Linked DNA regions of Mus musculus: region 2 is linked to region 1. A link is a loop called in an ENCODE intact Hi-C map of the cell type or tissue named here. Cell type or tissue: gastrocnemius. All regions are shown on one strand. Each heading gives the region's core, and the rest is flanking DNA. Links, peaks and the distances in the headings are about the cores only. Region 1 holds the start of Vpreb3 (pre-B lymphocyte gene 3). Region 2 holds the start of Cabin1 (calcineurin binding protein 1).

Region 1 (6,657 bases), core at 735-5,734:
GGGGAATGCCAACTTCCTGCAAATGGATGTGAAGGGCTCTGATCTCCTGCTGGCTGAGATGCCAGGACATTTGGAAGATAGGGCCTGACCCTGGCCCCAGACACATGTGTCGTCCTTCAGTCAGTGGGCTGATTTGCATGCTCTATTGTGGTCCAGAGACTTCCCCATCCCTGTACTACAAGCATCCGGAGCACAGTACTGCAGAACTCTAGGTCGGCCTTTCTGCTTCTGGCCATGGCCTGCCCTGGTTGCCTGCCTCTGCTCCTGATAGGAACCTTTGTGGCAGGTACGGCACATCCAGGAACGAGGTGGGGGTTGGCACCAGCTCAGGGAAACTCATGCAAAGAAGTGAATCAACAGGGTAAGGGGGGTGGATCCTAGGAGAGGCATTGGGGTAGAGCAGAGAGCCGGCTGTAGGCAACTCTGTCCAGGACTAGGGGAAAGCCACTTTCCGTGTGGACCTTAGCTTCCCAATTTGTGGGTCTGCTTAGACTGTGGTCCTTCAGCGTCTCTGAGGAGAGGGCAACTTCTTGCCTTTGTTTCTCAGAGAGGAGGCTAATAAAGATGGGCAGCCCCCTGCTCCACAGATCCTTTAAGGCAATCCTCTGTGGCCAGCAGTTTGAAAGTCAAGGATGACAGTTAAGCATTCTGAGAGGTCTGGAGGGCAGTTACTTTGTAGCTGAGGTTGAGTTATTAGATTGAGGGGTAAGGGTAGAGAGAAGGAGGGTAGTAGGTACTAGGGGGACCTAGAAGGTCACACTTGAACACTAGGCTCTCAACTGAACATGGATTCTTGGAGACAGGACAGTAATGCTAATTTAGGGGTCACTTATTCACAAGCCCCCATTCACAGAGGAAACCGGAACGGTAGATGGAGCAAACTATGTCTCACAGAACCATCCAGGGCACTAGGCTCTGAAAAATATTTGGGAGTGGGAATCTTTGCAGTCTGATAAAATATTTGTAGCAAGGTAGGAAGGAGCCCAGGCTAGCCCTTAGTGGGTCTGTGTCTTTTTCAGTCTTTCAGCCAACTCTGACCCAGCCTGACGCGTTCTCAGTCTTCCCAGGCCAAGACGCTCATCTCAGCTGCACCATCAATTCCCAGCATGCCACCGCTGGAGATATTGGGGTGTCGTGGTACCAGCAGCAGCCAGGAAGTGCTCCCCATCTTCTCTACTATTACGCAGAAGAGGAACACTATCGGCCCGCTGACATCCCCGACAGATTCTCAGCTACCGTGGATGCAGCCCACAACGCCTGTATCCTCACCATCAGCCCCGTGCTCCCGGAGGATGATGCCGATTACTTCTGTTCCATCGCCCACACCTTTGAACCCTAGGGCTGGGTTGAACATCTTCTGTCTCCTAGGTCTGCCCCCTGACCTTGGGCCTCCTCTTTTTCTCTTAAGTCTTGCTTTCTTTCCTTCCTCTGTGAAATGAGTTAATAACACTCGACGGGTCAACCACTGTCCTGAGAACTGTGAGATCCTGTGTAAACAAATAAATAAAATAAATGTCAAATTGGAGGATGTGGAGGTTGGGATTTTGATGATTGTTGTCTAAAGAGGAAACACCTGAGACCCTTAGGGAATGTGGCCCAGCTTTGTCCCTATCCCTTAGGGGTTTAGCTTCCCTCCTGGCCTTCCAGTGACCTGAAGGTAGTGAAACAGGAACCAACACTTGCCACCCTCCCCCGAACCCCCGCCCCCAAGTCCTGCATGGCTGATTGTGGTCCAACGCTCATGGTTCTTGGGTGGCTGGTCCCCATGGAGTTCATGCTGATGGGGAGGGGAGGGGCAGCCCTGCCTCTTTTCTGAAGTCTCCGGGCAGGTTCCCAAAGATCTTGATGGTTAGAGGCAGGTGTTCTCAGAAGGGCCGTGAGGGGCAGAAATGAGGATATTGAAAGCAGGTAAGAGATTATGCAGCATCCTTCCCTGCTCAGAAACAGTGTGTTCTACTGATTCCCTGAGGGAAGCTTTCCCACAGATGGGTTACCACACCTGAGCAGTCACGGGCCAAGGGGTGCCACAATTGACTGGAGGGCAAACTTTGCTGTTAGAAGCAGAACCGAGTGGGACTGGAGCTTTCTAAAACATTCCTGAGCCAGTGTGGTGTCACAAGCCTTTCATCCCAATACTCACAGAGACAGAGGCAGGTGGATCTCTGTGAATTCAAGGACAGGCTGGTCTGCAGAGGGAGTTCCAGCCAGCCAAGGATAGATACATAGCAAGCCCTTGTCTCAAACCAAAACAAAATTCCTGGGCTGGCAGGGGTGGGGGTGAGGGTGTCACAGATCAGCGATAAGAGGATTTGAAAAGTATAAACAGTGGCCCTGGGCTCAACCCCCAGGATATAAAAAGCAAAGAGACACACATAAAAAACGTGCATAAAAACAGACGTATCCAGCTGCTTCGCCAGGGCTCTGAAGAAGTACCTCATTTCTGGAGATGAGCATCCAGATGCCGCGTTTGGGGGTTACGGAGTCCCAGAAGGGTCTAGCTTACACTCTTCTCGCCCTTCTTGCTTTCATCCACCTTCACCTCATTGTGGTCCTATATGAGCGGTGGGGGAGGGGGACATGTCTGGCCAGGATTACCTTTGAATAAAGGATCTCGAGCCTAGCCTCAAGGAAGGTTCAGCTGTAATTGGAGGCTCTAGACTCGCCTTTCCCAACCTCAGTATTTTCCTGTGCGCTCCGTCCAGCGCGGGCTCCGCTCCGCTGTGCTAGAACATGCTTTAGGGACACCAGGCCACCAGCGGCCAGGCTCAGCAGCAGGAGCACAGAGATGATGAGACCTCCTGAGGCCTAGAGTGGTTCCGGAAGTGCCCACGGGTGGGGAAGGGCAGGGTAGTTTGCTGGGGTGGTGCTGGGGGTGGGGGACACCTGGGGAGCAGGGCTCCAGGCCCTGGGGGAGTCGGATGTGGCTCCGCCCCGCCGGCCAGCTGGTGGTCCTGTCCCTGCCCAGATGCCCCCCTGCGTCCTCTCCACTGGTCCTTCCCGCTCCACCACCAGATCTACCTATGGCTCAGTTGGACCACCGCGAGGGTGCCCCAATTGGCGCACGATCTGCGGGGAGCTCGGTGCGCGGATCTGCGGCCTCTCATCCAGCTTAGAAACCGTGATTGAGCCTAGCGTTTGCCTGTGCTAGGCTTTGGTGGGGGGTATGAGTTCCCGAGAGAGGTGGGCGGTTTGGGATTCCAGATCTTTGGATTTTCAGTCTGGAAACATTTAACAGAGTGGTGGGGTGGGGTGGGGGTGGGGGGCAGATAAAGAACTCCGTGGTCGTCTCACCCCTCCCTTACTCTCCAGCAACTCACCATCTCGAAACTCATTAAGTGTGGCACTGCTACACGTTCTCAGTCAGGGTTACTAAAAAATGGTCAAATGCTCTGACCACTCAGAGCGTTTGCAGGACACGGAGAACCCTAAGCACTTGGGAGCCTGAATCAGGATTGCCAACTGGCCTCTGAGGCAATGGGCAGATCTTTGTGAGTTCGAGATTATACTGGTGTATATAACAAGTTTCACGACAGTCAAAGCTAAACCACGAGATCCTATCTCAAAACCCAAATAAATAACTTTAAAAAAAAAAAAAAAAAAAAGCAAGCGTGACTTTTTTTTTTGCTTATTTATGGGTAGACAGCGACACCATGTGGGAGATCTAAGCAATTTCAGACCGTGTCTTAGAATGTGGGAAGAGAAACAGGGACTGAACTCCCCCATCTCAAGGGTGTTTTTCTCTTTAAATTTGCCTATTCTTTCTAGGGAAGATTGAATACTTGGAGAGGTACCACAGGTCTCCCTCCGTTAGTCCAGAGTGATTTCACTCCTGAGGTTAGGAGTTATCTTTTGGAGCAATATCTCCCCCTGGCGGCTCTAATGCATATCACATACTTCGATCAAATCCAACCCCAATCCTATTAATCCCTCAGCACTAAAAATTCCCAATTTAATAGTTAATTTGTAATTTAAAATTACAACCAACGATTTTTTGCTTCCAGTGTGGTCTACTACAAGGGTAATCCTGAGATGTTCTTTCTTTTTTTCTTTTTCGAGACAGCGTTTCTCTGTGTAGTCCTGGCTGTCCTGGAACTCACTTCGGTAGAAATCCACCTGCCTCTGCCTCCCAAGTGCTGGGATTAAAGGCATGCGCCACCACTGCCCAGCTTCTGAGATTTTTGAAAATGTTTTTGATAAGCTACTTATTCTCCAATGGTGAAATGAGCCAGTTAAGCCAAATTAAAATATACAAAGGCAGGTTTAATGGTAATCAGCTCTCAGGTGGATTCACTGGTCCCAAGGACCAAATGAGGCCTGAGAAGTCACCAGGGGGAAGGAGACAGAGGGGAAGAGAAAGAGAAAGACGGAGTGTGTGTGTGTGTGTGTGTGTGTGTGTGTGTGTGTGTACATGCACAGGGAGAAATGGAAAAGACTTATTGGGGGTTAAGAGCACTGACTGCTCTTCCCAAGGTCTTGAGTTCAGTTCCCAGCACCCACGTGGCAGCTTGAAACTGTCTGGTGCCGTCTTCTGGTGTGCAGATGTACATACAGCAATAACCCCCCCCACACACACACACATAAATATTGCAACAGAAACGACTATGTTCACCCAAAATTCAAGAGACAAGTCATTTCATGTATGGGAGGAGCACTATGGTCGAGAAGCACATCTCATACTTAGAGTCAGTCCTAGCGATTCTGATTATTCCCATCCAGGTAGAAATCTTTGCCATTTATTGCAGTCAGCTAGCAGCACTGCTACTGCAGTCCCCAGCTGACATCTACCACCCTCTACTTAACAAATAGCCCGTTATTGTATGTATTATATACATTTGTACGTCACGTGATGCCTAATCTTGCTTGTCAGCTTGACCACATCTGGAATCAACTAAACCCCAAGCCATGAGGGATTATTCCTGATTGAATCATCTGAGTGGGGAAGACCCACCTCACATCTGGATCTTTTGAGGAAGGGACTAGTCTGAAAGCTAAGTCACAACTTTGGTTCGCAGTCCGTGTAAAAGGACATACAAGAAGGGTGTTCCTGTTACTCGGGCATTCCTTCATTGGTCTTTGTTCATTGGTTTGTTGCTTGTATTATGTTAATTGGACTCCCAAAATTACAGGGGGATTCATACCTCGACACATAAGACGCTGAGGGCTCCTGCTCCTACTTGGCTTTGATTGGTAAATACAGTTGCCGGAGGCAAAAGGCTGGGCAGGGAGACAGAGGCAGGACTTCTAGAATTCCCGGACAAGGAACACGGGAGAGGGAGAAAGAAGATTGCCATCCCAGAAAAGAAACAAGATCCAGGGTTGAGACTGCAGAAGAGAAAGCTCTTCCCTGCCCAGCCCATACAGAGAAAATAAATCATTTAAGAAGTTGAATTGTAAGCCGGGAGTTGGTGGTGCATGCCTTTAATCCCAGCACTTGGGAGGCAGAGGCAGGCAGATCACTGAGTTCGAGTCCTGTGTGGTCTACAGAGTGAGTTCCAGGACAGCCAGGGCTACACAGAGAAACCCTGTCTCAAACAAAACAAAACAAAACAAAACAAAACAAAACAAAATTTACTTGCATAAAATGGCACGGCTCCTGAGGTTAGCTCTGCCATCCAGAGCTGTGGCTGTGGTGAGATAAGCAAAGGAAGCGCCTTGGCACACAGTTTAAGTGCCAAAAACAACAAACAAACAAACAAAACAAAAGAAAAATGGAATTGAGGTAGATACCAGTTTGATATCACATTTTAATTAAAAATAATGCGAACATCCACTAAGATCAAATATAAACCGAAAATGAAGACGGAAGAGATGTTACTGGTTTCAAAATCTGCTCCATGATCCGCTATAGCTCATAAAGACGTCATTAACGACCCTTCTTCAGTTGTCCCACATTAGTCCCACCTGCGCCAAAATTTAGCCAAGGATGATCCTTTGTGGCTAATGATGGAGAGACTGCATAGGGACTGACCAGGCAAGGCTCCCTCTCTCCCTCTCCTTCCCTCCCCTGACCTCCTCCCGCACACCCGGTATGTCTCCGTCTCTCTCTTTCCCTCCATTCCCTATTGAACTCATGACCTCCGGAAGAACAGTCAGTGCTCTTAACCGCTAAGCCATCTCACCAGCCTCACAGCCCCAGGTTTGTTGTTGACGTTGTTGTTTCGAGGGCTTCTCTGTGTATCCCTGGCTGTCCTGGAACTTACTCTGTGGACCAGGCTGGACTCGAACTCAGAAATCCGCCTGCTTGCCTCTGCCTCCCAAGTGCTGGGATCAAAGGCGTGCGCCACCAGTGGGAAGTAGTCTTTAGCACCTGGGAAGAATTTGGTGGCAGAGCCTCTCGGCCGCACAGTGGCTTTTCCCAGGATGCCTTGCGAACCAGAGCAGGAACCGGGTACAAAACCGTTGTTTAGGGTTCGGGCTGCGAGTGCTTCCCTGTGTCGGAAACGCTGCCATGGACCCCGCGGAGAGCCACCATGGCGTCACCTGGAACCAGAGCACCCTGGGCTTAAGTCTCCACAGCACCACAGACACACTGGTGATGACGTTCTACCTCTTGCTGGTCGTGTGCGTCGGGCTGTGGGTATGACGTGACCTCTGGGCTGGGGTAGGCCACTTCCTGCAGAGACCTGGCCTCTGCCCGCCTGACCATTATGGAGCTTC
Region 2 (6,657 bases), core at 704-5,703, 190 kb before region 1:
TAAGACTACCTAAGTACAAAGTGAAAAAAAAAAACCTGCTAAGAAGAGAATAAGCTTTATCCAATGTTATAAACACAAACTATAACACATGCTACATAAAGCCTTAAGGGATGAAATGAGAGGAAGCAGCACATGTTGCCACAGAGAGGTCAGGTCCAGAGTTACACTCCAGTGTGCATGTGCTGCGCTTGAGGGTCAACTTCAGCATGTTCCCCAAAAGATTCCTGGGCCTCGGTGGGTCAATGCTGGCAGACAGTGTGACCTTTAAGAAGTGATGCTTACAGCAAACGCCTTGACTGCTGCGAGATGGCTAGGATGATAAAGGAACAGGAATTGGATCCCCGGAAACCACATGGACAAAGCTGTCCTCTGAGCTCCAATGGTGCTGCGGCACTCAGGCCCCACCGTCATCTCATACACAAGATTAATCTATCAGTTAATCAAACACTTTTTTTTAAAGCTGGGATTGGAGGCCTGTCATCCCAGCATTCAGGAGAATGAGGAACCTGAAGGATGGTTCAAATTCAAGGACATCCTAGTTTCACAAAACTTACTTCATCATATACTTTATGCACATAGCCGGAAGATAATTTTACATAAAATGTTTAATAATTTGTACATGGAACAAAGTATCATGGTACAGAATTTCCACAGTCATCTCTGCACTCAAAAGTTTTGGATTTGGGGGAAATTAAGATTTTCAGACTAGGATGCTTAATCTATAATCACTTATCAATTCCCAGCCTAACTGTTGCAGTTTTCTAAGAATAACACATTTTAAATTCTCAAGTTTCGCCGGGCATGGTGGTGCACGCCTTTAATCCCAGCACTCAGGAGGCAGAGGCAGGCGGATTTCTGAGTTCGAGGCCAGCATGGTCTACAGAGTGAGTTCCAGGACAGCCAGAGTTACACAGAGAAACCCTGTCTCCAAAAAAAAAAAAAAATCTCAAGTTTCTAACCCCCACCCTACCCTTTTTTTTCTTCTTCTTCTTTTAAACACAGAATCTATGTAGTGCCAGTTGACTGGGCCTGGACTTGCTATATAGACCAGACTGAGAGAGATAAACACATGCCTTTGCCTCCTGCGTTCTGAGATTAAAAGCGTGCACTGACATAGCAGGTCTGTTTCCAAACTCTATGAAGTTTCCATTGCTTAAGATCATAGTAAAGAAAAGCTATTTATGGCCCTCAGCTCTGCCATCCAGTTAGTGAAAGGCAACCAAGGGGCCTACTAGGGTCTAGGAGCCTGGCAATTTTTCTTGTCAGGGATAAGGGAGTTTTCAAGGTAGGGTCTCCCTGTGTAGCTCTGACTATCCTGGAACTTGCTCTGTTCCACCTGTCTCGGCCTCCACAGTGCTTGGGATTAAAGGCACACACACCATTACACACAGTGTGATGGTTTGCATATGCTTGGCCCAGGGAGTGGCACTATTTGGATGTGTGGCCTTGTTAGAGGTGTGTCACTGTGGGAGTGGGATTTTATACCCTAGTCCTAGCTTCCTGGAAGTCAGTCTTCTGTTAGCAGCCTTCAGATGAAGATGTAGAGCTCTCAGCTCCTCCTGCACCATGCCTGCCTGGATGCTGCCATGTTCTCGACTTGATGATAATGGACTGAACCTCTGAACCTGTAAGCCAGCCGCAATTAAATGTTGTCCTTTATAAAACTTGCCTTGGTCATGGTGTCTGTTCACAGCAGTAAAACCCTAACTATGACACCTGACTTCTGGCAGTCTTGAGGTTATGGTAGAACTGTGTGTGAGAGACTGACTTAACATAAATGCCCCTCTCTATGCCTGTTTCCTCTATGATGTGACATGCTGGTCTAGACATGGCCTGTAGGTTCACCATCCACTGCTATTATACAGCCCGAAAGGAGGATTTTTTTTTCTTTTTTACATTTCTAATGAGGAAAACAACCAGCCAACCAACCAACCTCTTGATTCATGACAATTACATAAAAATTATTTCCATTCAGCTTTCAGTATCTATAAATAAAATTATAGTGACACACTGTCTCATATATTGTCTTTGACTTTATTAATGAAACAATTGAACAGCCACCCCAAATCTAAAACACTTACCATTAAAAGTATTGTTTTTTTTTAAATTAAATTTACAACATAAAATATAAATCTATCTACAAGAGTGTGCCAACCCCTGAAGGAGATCATTCTAAATTTTATTCCTAAGCAAATTAATCAATCACATAGAAGGAACTTTACCCAGATGAGGTTCAATAGGCCACACTGATGACCTATAAGAAGTCACGTCTTGAAGAGTTAAGCGGCAAAGTCCACAAGTGCAGAAACCTGACAGCGCCAGGTGAAGTCGTTCTACCTGCCTCCTCCATGGAGGGTGTTGAGCAGAATGGCTGCAGTCGGGGTAAGCCGCACCGGAACTTTAAAGTCGTTTAAAACCTTCCCTCGGCCTCAGTTTCCACCCCTGGAAATGGTACTCACATCACACTCACCTCGCTGGGCTGCGGTGAAGGTGAACGAAAGGACGCACCGAAAGGGATGGCTTCGAGCTGCGGTCACTGTGACCCACCCTAGGCGCCACCGGGCGAGGCTGCGGGAAGCGAGAAGAAGCCAGCGTGGGCAGAAGACCCGCGCCCGTGCCTTCGGGTCTCGAGCCTGGCTTCGGCCCACCGCGCCCGGGAGGAAGGGGAAGAGCGGGTCTTCTCGCGTGGTTCCACCTCCTCGCGCTCACGGGAGCCGTGCGCACACTTAGCAGACACACACAGCCCTTGCTCCCCGGAACTCGACCGGCGTCTCCAGGGCAACGGCCGGAGCTCCCAGACTCCTGCGCGCGACAAACCAACAAGGAACGCTCTCATTGGCTGAAGTGTCAGCCTTATCAGCCAATCGGAGTAGGCTGTTTGGGCGGACCCACGGGTTCGCTGTGCGCTGTGTCTTTGACTCGCGCGCGTGGGAACGCTGCTGCCTGCTGCTGCTGCGCTCCGCTACCTGCAGGACTTAACAGTTTTGTTTTATTTTGCTTTGGTTTTGTTGTTGCTATTGTGTTTTATTTTGGTCTGGTTTGTTTTAAGCAGTGTCTCACTAGTGCAGCCCAAACTAGCTTCGAACTCGTGGCTATCCTCCGGCTTCGGACTCCGGCTTGCTAAGGTTACTGGCCATCACATACTACCACTTGCACGCACGCTTTATGAACGCGAGTTTACAAACTAGAACCCCCCCCCCCCCCATTCACTAAAACAAGCGCATTGCTGCCAAAGACCCGGAGCAGGTGTTCTGACGATAATGATTGGAAACCCAAGCGACACGCAAGCAGAACTAGATAGGGAGCTGGAACTTGTTATGGTGCCCAGGCCTCGCCTCTTCTGCCTGGTCTGGAACTCCGTATTTACAGGCTCTCCGACTCACAAAGATAAGCCTGCCTCTGTCTCCCAAGAGCAGGGATTAGATACATGAACGACTTAGAAACGCAAATGATTTAAAAACCAAAGGGCGGGGGAGCAGACCCGCTTAAGAAACGTGTCAGAGAAGTTTACCGGTTTTTGAGCAGAAAAACCTGATAAGGAGAGGTTAGTATTTTGGGAGTTGATGCAACCCTTTAGGGAGGAGCTCCACACTGCTGGAATCCCTGGTGGCAAAGTATCCCACAAGAATGATTTAAATAACACTAAGGGGCTGCAGAGCCGTCTTGGCAGTTCAGAGCACTGGCTTCTCTTCCAGGGGACCTTGGTTTGAAGACCAGCATTGGCACAGCTCACAACCGGCTGTAATTTCAGTTCAAGAGTTCAAGACGATCTCCAACGCCCTCTTCTGGCTTCTTCTGGAACTGCACAATGTGGTACACAGCCATACATGCAAGCAAAACACTCATACACATAATTTTTTTTAAAAAAAGGTTTGTTTACTTTATGAATGTAAGTACACAATATCTGTATTCAGACACACCAGAAGAGGGCATCGGATCCCATTACAGATGGTTGCAAGCCACCATGTTGGGAATTGAACTCAGGAACTCTGAAAGAACACATTAAAATTTTTTTTTTTTTTTTTTTTTGGTTTTTTGAGACAGGGTTTCTCTGTATAGCCCTGGCTATCCTGGAACTCTGTAGACCAGGCTAGCCTCGAACTCAGAAATCCACCTGCCTCTGCCTCCCAAGTGCTGGGATTAAAGGCGTGTGCCAACACTGCCCAGCTCACATAAAATTTTTAACAATGAATGTTACGGCTTTTTTCCCCCATATTGTAAGAGTTTGAAAACTTATTTAAAGCTGGGCATGGTGGCACACGCCTTTAATCCTAGCACTTGGGAAGCAGAGGCAGAGTGACCAGGTGATCTCTGTGAGTTCCAAGACACCCAGGGTAACACAAGGTAACACAAACCCTGTGTAGAAAAACAAAAACCAAACAACAACAACAAAATGCGGGGGGCGGGGGAGCAAGGCTTGTTTAAAAAGAAAACATTAACAGTAAGAATCATGGTGCATAATTCAATCAGTCTGGTACAAAGAAAACAACCTTATTAATATTCCAAGAGGTTAAAAAATATATTACCAACTTTGACTTCAGAAAAGTATAGACTGGAGGTTGGAGAACACCAACTGGCTCTTCCAGAGGTCCTGAGTTCAATTCCCAGCAACCACATGGTGGCTCACAACCATCTGTAATGGGATCTGATGCCCTCTTCTGGTGTGTCTGAAGACAGCGACAGTGTACCCACATACATAAAAGAAAAAAAAAAAAGTATAGACTGCAAGAGGGTAGAGGAACAGAAAGAAAAATTATTAAAATTGTGTAAACAGTGAGTCTTGGTGGTGAGACTTCTGCCTGTGCACACTCGGGAAGCTGGGGCAGGAGGATCACTTCAAGTTCAAGGCTAGCCTGTTTTACACAACAGATTCAGGTCAGTCAGGGCCACCTAGAAAGAGCCATTCTCAAAACCACAAATATAGCACGAATAGTATAGTATGCTTATTGGATCCAGTTTCCATCACTCGGTTCTTGAAAAATAGACCCCATGCCGGGGTCTACAGGGTAAGGGTTCAAAGGTGAAAGAAATATTGATCATGCCAGAGCCTCAAACAGAACAGAATTGACAGAGAGATAGCTCGGAGCTACCTTGGGGTGGGGAGAACATTTGAGAAGTGAGAGACCTTTCTATGCAAGCCGACAGGTAATATCAGTGTATGTGGTAGGGGTGACAGATTCAATATGGTAAGACTGTTTGTCTTCCATTCCCGCTGAGTTCCCGCTGAGAGGTCCATGTCAGTGCCATCCTCAGGTGTCCTCAGAATTCCAACACCCGCTGGTAGAGAGAAGAGGTTGGCTTATCAGTCTCAGAAACTAAATGAGCTCCAGTCAGCCTCTCAAACTTAGAAGATGCACAGCTTTCTTTCCGCCCTGCTTAGCTGCTTTGTTAGCTTGAAGCAAGCTAGAGTCACCAGGGAAGAGGAACCTCAGCTGAGACAGTGCGCCCATCAGATTCCTCTCTAGGCAAAGTCTATAAAAAGTCTAGAGGGTGTGTTCTTGATTAATAATTGGTGTGGGAAGACCCAGCCCGTTGTGGGAGGTGCCACCACTAGTCAGATGATCCTGGGTTGTGTATGAAAGCAGACAGAAGACTCTTAGGTCAAAATGGCGGGTCAATCTGCTGTTGCAGCATCAAGCAAGTGGCTGGATGGTTTTCGAAAGTGGTATTATAACGCTGCAGGATTCAATAAACTGGGGATAATGCGAGATGCTACACTACATGAAACTGAAGATGTAAAAGAAGCCATAAGAAGGCTTCCTGAGGACCTTTATGACAGGCTGTTTCGAATTAAGAGAGCCTGACTATGAGGCATAGGATCTTGCCTAAGGATCAGTGGACAACATATGAGGAGGACAAATTCTACCTTGAACCCTATCTAAAAGAGGTTATTCGGGAAAGAAAGGAGAGAGAGGAGTGGGGGAAGAAGTGATCTTTTAGATAAGATCTGTGGGTGTGCCTGGTCTCACCATACTTCTACAAAGTTATTTCAATCTGAATCACAATTTAAGAAATATTTGCTCTACCTATGTCTCACTTTAAATAAATGTCTATTGTAAACATGAAAAAGAAACAGAGAAAGAGAGAGAGAAAACGAAAGAAAGAGCAGACAAAAGTTATGTAAAGAAAGCCAGTGTGTTCTGCTAAGACTAGATGTCCCAGGGTAGTGTGGTACCCAGGAAGAGGGGAGAGAAGAAGAGGAGGAGCAAGGGGAGGATAGATTTGGGGTGGAACTGGAAGGAAAAAAAGAAGGGGATGTAGGGAGCCATTCCAGACTTCCTGGTCAGCAAGATGGAAGTCTGCTCCAGGTAGTAAACAAGCCCATGTTTGGTGGATGGCCTGCCCTTAATCCCTGATTGGCTGAGCAAGCTTCCTGGTGAGGTGATGTGACCTGTGGTGATTGGTGGGGGCGTGGTTGTGGCTGGAGTGGAGAGAAAAACACTTGTAACAAGAGAGGCTAGGGGATTTAAAGTAAGTAGCTGCCTGAGTAAACTGCTTAAAGAAGAACCGGTGGTTGGTCTTTCTTGCTGGTCGAGTGGGACACGACAAGGGGACTGTGAAGTGAATTAAACAAACAAACAAAAAAAAAAAAAACGACAAGGGGACTGTGAAGTGAATTAAACAAACAAACAAACAAAAAAACTATTGTTGGAAAAA

The links. Hi-C counts contacts between places; a loop is a spot of excess contacts. Peaks named below come from ENCODE experiments on the same cell type or tissue, not always from the same donor. Only the 100,000 strongest peaks of a DNase experiment are listed, where the experiment ranks them.
Region 2: it touches region 1 in a loop (4-fold over the local background); 4 of 42 quality-filtered maps call a loop at or near these places.

Annotation. Positions count from the first base shown.
Region 1 is chr10:75,948,124-75,954,780 of GRCm38, forward strand. Vpreb3 (pre-B lymphocyte gene 3) reads left to right here and starts at 177. Exons shown (of 2, transcript NM_009514.5): 1 at 177-286; 2 at 1,020-1,534. The coding sequence starts at 235. The coding sequence ends at 1,339. It overlaps Gm40698 (a long non-coding RNA gene), which reads right to left and starts at 6,436. Exons shown (of 2, transcript XR_871837.3): 1 at 6,120-6,436; 2 at 5,727-5,901. Gm5134 (predicted gene 5134) reads left to right here and starts at 6,391. Exons shown (of 14, transcript NM_198635.3): 1 at 6,391-6,577. The coding sequence starts at 6,449. In gastrocnemius, for the core only: a CTCF peak has its summit at 3,797; DNase peaks (open chromatin) are centred at 2,941 and 3,830; H3K4me3 peaks cover 1,206 bases; H3K27ac peaks cover 230 bases.
Region 2 is chr10:75,761,555-75,768,211 of GRCm38, forward strand. It overlaps Cabin1 (calcineurin binding protein 1), which reads right to left and starts at 2,803. Exons shown (of 37, transcript NM_172549.3): 1 at 2,471-2,803. It also overlaps the pseudogene Gm19326. In gastrocnemius, for the core only: a CTCF peak has its summit at 3,797 (motif pointing left); DNase peaks (open chromatin) are centred at 2,811 and 3,771; H3K4me3 peaks cover 1,732 bases; H3K27ac peaks cover 1,630 bases.